2 separate regions of the Homo sapiens genome follow, and region 1 is linked to region 2. The links are chromatin loops, found by intact Hi-C in ENCODE. Cell type or tissue: endothelial cell of umbilical vein. All regions are shown on one strand. Region 1 has its middle 55 kb from the start of ACTN1-DT. Region 2 overlaps ACTN1 (actinin alpha 1).

What was found. Hi-C counts contacts between places; a loop is a spot of excess contacts. Peaks named below come from ENCODE experiments on the same cell type or tissue, not always from the same donor. Only the 100,000 strongest peaks of a DNase experiment are listed, where the experiment ranks them.
Region 1: it touches region 2 in a loop (10-fold over the local background); 3 of 110 quality-filtered maps call a loop at or near these places.

The regions. Positions count from the first base shown.
Region 1 is chr14:69,032,091-69,037,090 of GRCh38, forward strand. No RefSeq gene overlaps it. Among named protein-coding and RNA genes, the nearest start is that of ACTN1-DT, 55 kb to the left of the region's middle. In endothelial cell of umbilical vein, a CTCF peak has its summit at 2,935; a DNase peak (open chromatin) is centred at 3,001; H3K27ac peaks cover 2,068 bases.
Region 2 is chr14:68,908,927-68,913,926 of GRCh38, forward strand. ACTN1 (actinin alpha 1) reads right to left here. Exons shown (of 22, transcript NM_001130004.2): 4 at 3,230-3,316; 5 at 1,029-1,116; 6 at 392-470. Among named protein-coding and RNA genes, the nearest start is that of ACTN1, 68 kb to the right of the region's middle. RefSeq lists an enhancer at 2,950-3,069. In endothelial cell of umbilical vein, a CTCF peak has its summit at 2,840 (motif pointing right); a DNase peak (open chromatin) is centred at 2,905.

The sequences.
Region 1 (5,000 bases), 120 kb after region 2:
AGGTACAAAAGCATGCATACTACATGATTCCAATGATTTGAAACTATAGAAAAAACAAGTCTGATCTAGAAGGAAGGAAAGTGATCAGTGGTTGCTTGGACAGAAGGAGATTAACTGAGATGGGGCACAAGGGAACATTTTTGGGGTATGGAAATGTTCTGTATTTAGATTGCATTGGTGATTACACAGGTGTATAAATGTATAAAAACTCATTACACATTTAAAGTTGGTATAATCAATTTGATTAAAATTCTATTGAATCCCCCCAAATGTAGTATCTTATTATTATACAGAATGTGACAATGTAGAAAGGTAGAAGAAAGAAAAAAAGAAGCATCTTATGGTACATCCCAAATGCATTGAGTATTATAAATTATTCTGTAGAAATTTAAATTACAACCACTATGCTTTCATGTACTTCTCTTGGCATTATTATTATTATTATTTGTGACAGAGTCTTGCTCCATCACCCAGGCTGGAGTGCAGTGGCGGGAACATGGCTCACTGCAGCCTCGACCTCCTGGGCTCAAGAAATCCTCCTGCCACAGCCCCCCAAGTAGCTGAGACTATAGGTGCACACCACCACACTCAGCTAATTTTTTTTATTATTTATTTATTTATTTGGTTTTTTTGTAGAAACAGGGGTCTCACTTTGTTGCCCAAGCTGGTCTTGAACTCCTGGGCTCAAGTGAGCCTTCTGCTTCAGCCTCCCAAAGTGATGAGATTACAGGTGTGAACCACCGTGCGAAGCCTGGCAAATCTTCGATAATGCTATATGGTTCATTATCATCAGCAGTACATGAAAGACATTGTAGATATTAGTAAATATCTACCCCTGCGAATGTATACAATGCACACATGATGTGAAAGGAAAGTAACATTTATTATGTACCACAGTATATGCCAAAACCTTCTCATGTATTATTTCTCTTTCATGATAAGAAATTTAAGTATTGGCCAGGCGCGGTGGCTCACGCCTGTAATCCCAGCACTTTGGGAGACTGAGGTGGGGGCAGATCACGAGGTCAGGAGTTCGAGACCAGCCTGGTCAATATGGGGAAACCCTGACTCTACTAAAAAAAATACAAAAATTCGCTGGGTGTGGTGGTGCACACCTGTAGTCCCAGCTACTCAGGAGGCTGAGGCAGGAGAATCTCTTGAACCCCAGAGGCAGAGGTTGCAGTGAGCCGAGATTGTGCCACTGCACTCCAGCCTGGGCGACAGAGTAAGACTTCATCCCAAAAAAAAAAAAAAAAAAAAGAAAGAAAGAAAGAAAGAAAGAAATTTAAGTATTGCAGAGGTTAAGGCACTGTGAGAAAGGCAGGTAAGAGAGCAGTTTCTAGAATCATAATTCCTGTTTCAAATTCCAGCTCTCTCATTGGCTGCATGACTTTGGGCATGTCACTTAAACCCCTGGAGCCTCAGTTTCTTCATCTGTGTAATTGAACAAAGCCAGTATCTACACAGAGATTTGCTGAAATTAATGAGTGCACGTTCATAAAATTCGTAGCGCTGAACTAAGTGCACAATAAACAACAACAACAACAAAATAGTTGTAATTAAACTGCTGGAGAGGATAGGCCAAAGCCTTCCAGAGGTTCCCATCTGACTTCAAGTTCCCGTCTTGAAAAGGGACCTAGGATGCCGTAGGGTCTGTGCCCAGAAAGGACATCCATAACCTGCATAGGTTAGCAGTGCCTTTGGGATTGAGGATCTGCCATCATAACAGCAAGGTTTCCTTATTTTTATTTATTTATTTATTTATTGAGATGGAGTCTCGCTCTGTCACCCAGGCTGGAGTGCAGTGGCATGCGATCTCGGCTCACTGCAACCTCCGCCTCCTGGTTCAAGCGATTCTCCTGCCTCAGCCTCCAAACTAGCTAGGACTACAGCACACACCAGAATGCCCAGCTAATTTTTTGTATTTTTAGTAGAGATGGGATTTCACCATGTTGGCCGGAATGATCTTGATCGCTTGACCTCGTGATCTGCCCACCTCAACCTCCCAAAGTGCTGGGGTTACAGGTGTGAGCCACCACGCCTGGCCTGGCACTTGATAGTTTATATCCATTATCTTGTGAAGAAGGTATCATTACAACATCCATTTTACAGACAAATAAACTGGGGAGGTTACACAGCTAGAGAAGAAGGACGAAATCCCAGGGCGTTGGACTCCAGTTCCACATGACTGAGCCTTCCTGACAGAGGTAAGTTTGTCCTGCCCCATCACACTTGCTCTTCTCCGGAGGGCCTGGTGGTCAGCAACCACCTGACCGAGAGCAGGAGGGGTGGGGACAGGCCCTGGTCTCACTGGGTTGTGTCTTCATCAAGCCAGCTGTCTGCACAACTGGTCTGCCTGGGGTCAACTGGTGTAGAGACCAGGGAAAGTCAGAGCCAAGTCCCCCAGCAGATTACATCCATATTGAAAAGTTAAAGAGTAGCCAAAAGAAATTTGTGATGATAGGAGTCAGAAGAGTGGTTTCCTGGCAGGCTGGGGGTGAAGGGCATGGTGGTTAGGACAGGAAAGGGTACAGAGAGTGGGGTGGTAGGAGTGCCCCCACATCTTGATTTGGGGTATGGTATGGTTACACGGGTGTACGAATATGTAAAAATTCATTGACATTTTCGCTGGAATGCATCACTGAAGATTAGTGCATTTTGTATATAAGTTATGACTCAATTTTTTTCATTATGCAATGTCCATGTAATATAACTCCATTTTTAGTTTTCACAATGCAAAAAAAATTTTTAACATTGTTACCAAAAAAAGAAAAAAAGACCAGCCCTTCCAAAAAAAGCATTGCCTTATCCCTTAACCCTGAAATAAGAAATTTACCTAATACTGAAGTTGAGAATTTAAATTTGAAAGGAGGGTAACAGCCCCGTGGGTCTGGAAGCCTCCAGGACCCGTGAGTCTCTAGCCCTCTCTCCTGGCCCATGGGCTACAAAGCCTCAAGAACCATGCCTTTTGAGGGAGCTCTGGATCCTGAAAGCTGTGGGGAACCTTTCCTGGTGACGTTAGCTTCCTCTGACATAGTTTAATTGTTGTCAGTCCATGGAATCCGGATGGAGGGTTTTGGCATTTCATTCTTTTCAGTTAGGGCTGAAATAGCATTTTCATTCTCCACTCTCATTTTCAAGGTCTGGTAATTTTCTGAGACCATCACCATTTGGGCTGAGATGTTCTCATTCTAGATGCAAATAGGATGAGGAACTTTTCATCAGCAGGCCTGAGAGCAGAATGGGTCTCTCTCTAGACCCATTTTTAACCTAAATGCTCAATAAATACCAGCCTGTGGATAGCTATAAACCTGTGTGCACCAAACAAATAGCTGCTGATTATAGATGGCAAAAACTATTAGAAATGCAAGGAGAAGTTTGTAAAAATTAAAGTGAGATGTTTTAGTATACCTCTTCCGTAATTAGCATGAACTAGTCATCAAAAAGAATTAGGCCGGGTGCAGTGGCTCACACTTATAATCCCAGCACTTTGGCAGGCCCCGAAGTGGGAGAGGGTGTGGGCTGTCTGTCTGGGTGAGTAGGGCATGGGAGTCATTCATCACTTTCCTGACCTTAGCTGGGGGTCCAGCAGCCTCCCTCACAGCTACTGGGACAGAGCATGTGTCACTGTGGGGCACTTTACACATTTACTCCTTTCTTTATTTGTTGCCTGTTTGAATCTGTGCCATGAGTGCATGGGAGCTCCATGTTCTATAGGGTAGATTATAGGATCCCCACTTGAGGAGCATCACTTGAGGCCAGGAGTTTGAGACCACCCTGAGCTACATGGTGAGATCCAGTCTTTTCAAAAATAAATTTGAATTACCTGGGAGTGGTGGTATGCACCTGTATTCCCAGCTTCTCAGGAGGCTGAGGTGGGAGGATCACTTGAGCCCAGGAGTTTGAAGCTACAGTGAGCTATGATCATGCCACCGCACTCCAGCCTGGGTGACAGAGTGAGACCTTATCTTTTAAAAAAAATTATAACAGGTTAAATAATACAATTAAAAGACTCAATTGAACACATACACATATATCATTCTTTATCTATTCAATAGAATGCATTTTTCCCGTCTGATCATGAGGCATTTTTAACAAAATCAATCCTGTTGGATATTTGTTTCAAAATAATAGAAAGGGTATTAATGAAAAAAGGTTGACCATGAGTTGACAATCATGGAAGCTAGGTGATAAGGACATTAAACTTCATCTAATATTCTCTCCAGTTTTTTTTTTCTTAGAGCTCAATTTCTAGAGAATTCTCTCTACTTTTGTGCATATTTGAATGTTTTCAATATAAAATGCTTTAAAGTGATCAATCATATACTTAGGTACAAATAAAACTTTTGTAAAAACTTTAAAATAGAAGTTTTTTTAATTTTTAATTTTCTTTCTTTCTTTCTTTCTTTCTTTTTTTAAGAGATGGGGTCTTGCCATGTTGCCTGGGCTGGTCTCAAATTCCTGGGCTCAAGTAATACTCCCACCTTAACCTCCCAAAGTCCTGGGGTTACAGGTGAGAGCCACCACACCTGGCCTCAAAAATAGAGATTTAAGTGGGCCATATTCTCTGACCCTAATTCAATAAAATCAGGCACAAAAATGATTCCCCAAATTTTAATTGTATAAAAATTAAGAAACACATTTAAATAACCCCTGGAGAGAAAATCAAAATTAAAATTATCTATAAAACATTAACAAATAATCTTTTCATTTATTCATTTATTCATTATATACCGAGTGCCCACTGTGTGCCTGGGACTGCTCTAGGCACAGGGACAGAGCAGTGAACAAGAGATCCAAGGCCCTGCCCCCGGAGCTCACATTCTTATGACACAGATAGACAAATGAATGAGCGAACATACCACGCAGTGGTACGTGCTCCACAGACAAAGCAGTTGGGAGGGGAAAGTGGAGTGGGGGCTGTGTGTGGGGCTGGCTAACCTAGATCAGGTGGTCAGGGAAGCCCTGCTGGGAAAGGTGACATTTGGGCAGATTTGAAT
Region 2 (5,000 bases):
GGACAAGGCGGGGATGAACTGTCCCTTAGAATATGCACTGTTTTCAATGATGAAAATAGTGTCTCCTCTTTACAAATCCCGGAAAAACAGAAGGGAGAAACACCATGTATCATTCCATCCCTCTGACAAAGCTGCTGTCACAGCTGTGATATTTTCCTGATGGGCTGTGTATGTGTGCAAGTACACACACACCACGCACAAGGGTAATGAAGTTGCCCTAACAGGGAAGGTGTTTTCTCTTCACTTTCAGTTGGGGCTCTGTCTGGCTATTCTAAGAGGCCAACACTGCTCAGGCTGGACCATGGACTGTCACAACAAGGGTCCTAGTCCTGCTCTTTTCCCACCCCACCTGCCAGGGACCCAAAGCGGGTGGTCAGGTGGGCACACATACCTTCCGCAGCTTCCCGTAGTCAATCAGCTCGGGCCGGTGTCGGTGGATCAAAGCACAGAAGCCGAGGCCATCCTTCCAGCTGCCCGGGGAGAGAGAAGAAGGAGCAGGCTGGTAAATGAGGCTGAACAAACGGGCAACCAGGGCAAAGCAGGGGCCTCCTAGACACCAGAGAGATGAACACATAGAGCTTTCTGGGGTAGGAGTTAGAAGACAGGATGGGAAGGGACATTTCTTCCTGCCACAAATCCCAGGCACTAGGGTCAAGACTTTGTGGGGGGGTTGACAAGTTCAGATAAACCTGCCATATCCAGCCCTACCCCCGACCAAGGCCTATGGCCCTAGTCTGCTGTTCCAGAGCCCTGGGCTGGGACTTCCTGGACAATTTCCTTGGGGGCGCTCCCAGTAGCAAAAGCATCAACCAAAGTTATATCAGGCAGCAGCCCCATCTAAGACACTGCAGGGAGAGAGACGGGGGGATTCAGAGCGATGGCGACATCCCCTTCCCAAGGAAAGCTACTTCTTCCCCCAGAGGTCTCCACTTTGTTCTAAAGCTGAGACTGACCCAGCCAAGGGGGTCTGGGAGCTCCCGGGGGAGGCAGCCTGGTTCTGTGAGAGCCCCTCAGACCCCAGCACTCACCTTATGTGGAAGTTCTGGATGTTGACATTTTTGTAAGGGGCTGTCTTTCTCTGACACCACAGGAGCAGCCCTTCCTTGGCTGAAGTCTCTATGGGGAAGGGGATGGGCAGCGAGGTCAGAGGGCTGACTCGGTGGAGGGAGGGATGCCGGCTCACAGGAGGCCCCACTGTGACCCTTTGATGCCAACCCTGCAGCTACTGAAGGAGGAGCCCTGGCCATCAAGTCTATTCCCTTGACAGAGTTTGAGAAGTTATTTGAGAAACAGAAAAAGCAAGCTGGGAAGCTGTTCAGAGCTAGTCGTGTTACACGTGTAAATTTTGAGACAACAGTTTTTCAAACTTCAAGAATTAGCTCCCCCTACTCTCTTTTATTCAAAGAAATGGTAATGATACAAAATAAGTCGGCAACCTCTATCAGGTTGGGGAGGAAGATTTGATCTGGGAAATCTACACATCTAGGGGTCTCCAGACAGGGGAATCCCACAGCCTGAGGGGTGCACACAGCTGAGTGAGAAGAAAGCATTAGGACTCCTAGACAGATTTTGTTTTTAATCTAAAAAATAAGGTTTCCTTATATTTACTGCACGGATCAATACTGCTGCCCTCTGTGTGTGAAGCAGCCACGTGTCTATGAGGTTAGGCAGGCAACTGAGGGGGCTCACGGAGCTCCCAGCACAGAAGAAAGACTGCAAACCACACTACCCCCCTGCTAGGTTTGTGCTGTGTCCCCGCCCAAATCTCATCTTGAATTGTAGCTCCCATAATTCCCACGTGTTGTGGGAGAGAGACGGTGGGAGATGATTGAGTCGTGGGCGTGGTTTCCCCCATACTGTTCTCGTGGTAGTGAATAAGTCTCACGAGGTCTGATGGTTTTCTAAGGGGAAACCCCTTTCACTTGGCTCTCATTCTCTGCCTGCTGCCATGTAAGAGGTCCCTTTGCTCTCCCTTGCTCTTCTGCAATGACTGTGAGGCCTCCCCAGCCATGTGGAACTGTGAGTCCATTAAACCTCTTTTTATTTATAAATTACCCAGTCTCGGGTATGTCCTTACCAGCAGCGTGAAAACGGACTAATACACCCTGTGTTTGTGCCTGTGAATTGGAGGTTAAGGTACTCAGTGGACTGTGTTCATGAATGATCTCATTTATTTTCAACACACAAAATGGACTTTAAAATGACATTCAAGGGTTCCTACAAAGACCATAACCACCTAAGCAAAAGCAGACAATTTAAAAATTGGAAAAGCTAATGCTTCTACTTAGCTTAAGCTCTTCGTCAGCTAAATCACAAGAGTAACACAATGATGACTGCAGAGCTGACAAGAAGTCCACCCAAAAGAATCAAAATCATCAAGAAGGCTATTTGAGAAATGGATTTACATCCACTATCATTAACAAGAACCACACCCCAGGTGACTACTATGACCCTCTTTCCAACCACTTCAACCCTAAATACCAAGTACCCATAAACCGAACTTGGAACTCTACATTGCTGCATCACAGAGTGTCACACCTAGATCTCCATCACAAAGCAATTGAATTGAATCCACGTTGTTTTCATTAAGAAATTCCTTTGATTAAAAATGTTTATGATGTCTATGCCATTAAAACAAATATTTAAAAAATAGTATCTCCATCTCATCTTGTAAAAGTTTGTTTCAGTATGTGTGTTTTATCACAGGCACAACAATACACAAATATTATTATGCAAGATAAATACAGGCATAGCAGACATAAAGCTCAAAAACTGCCCGAGTGTGGAATCAAGCGTAGAGATCACCTCTCCAGACCATGGCGGCCCTTGCAGATCTGTGAAATGGCCACTAGAGGGTGCTAGGGGAGCAAAGTGGAGGACGGGGTTAGCGCCCCTCCTGGTCCTTCCTCCCAGCCGCTATTTCCCCACCCTTTCAGATTAACAACCCAAGAGCCAGGTGGGTTTTCCAATATACTTCCCCATGGCAGCCTTGGGCTTTCCCAAAGTGGGGAGTTTCCCTGAGGCCAACATGCCTATGAGAATCAGAATGGCAAACAGTTCTTTTTTCTACATTGACTGGAGGAGAAGGCTGATGCCCAATAAATGAGCAAGAAGCCCAGGACATGGCCCCTGATCAACGTCCGTTGCCCTGGGTATGGGAGTTCTCCAGGCTAAGCCCAGGGAGGGAGACGAGATGGTGATGGCGGGATGGAACAAAGCAGAAACCCACCTTCCACGGAGATGTCCTGGATGGCAAAGCGCAGGATGATGGTCCAGATCATGCCCAGGGTCATCTTCACATTCCCATCCACGATTTCTACAGAAACAGCAGCAGCACACATCAGAAAGGGCCTCAGCGGGGACAGAATTAACACTCCCTCAGCACCCACAGCACTCCATGCCCCACGCTAGGAATCAAAAGACTCCAGAGCTCTACTTCTAGAGGGAAACAGGATTTTTGCTTGTTTTTGAGACAGGGTTTTCGCTCTGTCACCCAAGCTAGCGTGCAGTGGTGCAATCATGGCTCACTGCAGCCTCCAAATCCTGGGCTCAAGCGATCCTCCCATCTCACCTTCCTGGGTAGCTGGGACTACAGATAGGCCACCACACCCGGCTAATTTTTTCATTTTTTGTAGAGACAGGGTCTTACGATATTGCCCAGGCTGGTCTCAAACTCCTGGGTTCAAACGATCCTCCCACCTTAGCCTCCCAAAGTGCTGGAATTACAGGCATGAGCTACCATGCCTGGCCTGGATGTTTCTTAAAGTTAATGCAATAAACTGTGACAGGTGCTGGAAGAGAAGTCTATTTGGGGCACAAAAAAAGGGTGTAATCAATCCTAGTTGGAGACAGTGGGTACATCAGGGAAGGCCACAGAGAAGGGGGCATTTGAAATCCTGATCTGTGTTCCCAGCCTGATGAAGAGGGGAGGATTTCTAAGCAATCACAAATGTTCTGGCAATTCTGTGAGCTGGGGCTCTCTGGGCAATCACAGCTCTCAAAATAGCCACCCACACGTGGAAAAACAGTGGAATCAAGAGAAAGTCACAAACTTAAAGTTTTGTAAATTGCCATCTTGAACTATCCACTGACTCAATCTCACAATGCCATCAGTTTGGGTATTAAAACAGATGTTTTTTTAAAAAATCAAACAATAGCTTCAAGATCACAGCTAAGAGATAACCCAATATATTTAGTCTAAGCAGCACCTTTTAGAGTTTTAGAATCTACAAGTTCTATGAAGTAGATTTTCTCTTTTTTTCTGTACCAGGCCTAATGGCAGGGAATACAACATAAATAAGCCCTATTTTAAGGAGCCCAATACATGGAGCAATCTATGGTCTTGTGGTTGAACAAGTGATACTCAAATGTAGATTCCACACCCACTCATCACCTGCTTCCAGACCAGGAGATAGTAATCCGGCCCATGGTAAGACACGCTCAGTTAAGAGTAAGGTACCCAAAGAATATCTTTTTTTTTCCTACCTGCAACATTAATTTTAGGGGAGACCCAATAGAACCATGAGAAGGATCAATTTCTAGGCAGTTCTGACCCTACTAGGATTTGCATCCCACAAACCCCTGAAACAAGAGTGGATTTCCATTAAGGATGGTATACTCTAACATCTTAGCCCCTTTCCCAAAAGTGAGGGCAAAACTGTATGCTGTTCCATGACCAGCCGGGTGTAGTCCATGGAGCAGTGCTTGGCCACAGCCACCTCCCAGGGGAGCGGGTAACCTGCTGAGTCTGCATGGGATGCTGAGCAAAGGAACAAGTGTCCACTTTGGACTTGGAATAGGATGTAACCCTTCTTGTAAACAGGGAAGTAAAAATGCCCCTCCCAGAGCCCCAGACACCAGGCGGGGCACAGTCCCACATCCAAATGCTTGGGTTGGAGAGAAACAGAGAGCTGAGCAGCATGCAACCCCTTTTGCTACCAAGCAACACAGCCAGCCAGCATTTTGCAGTCCACATTGTGGGGAGGTAGTACTACTCATCA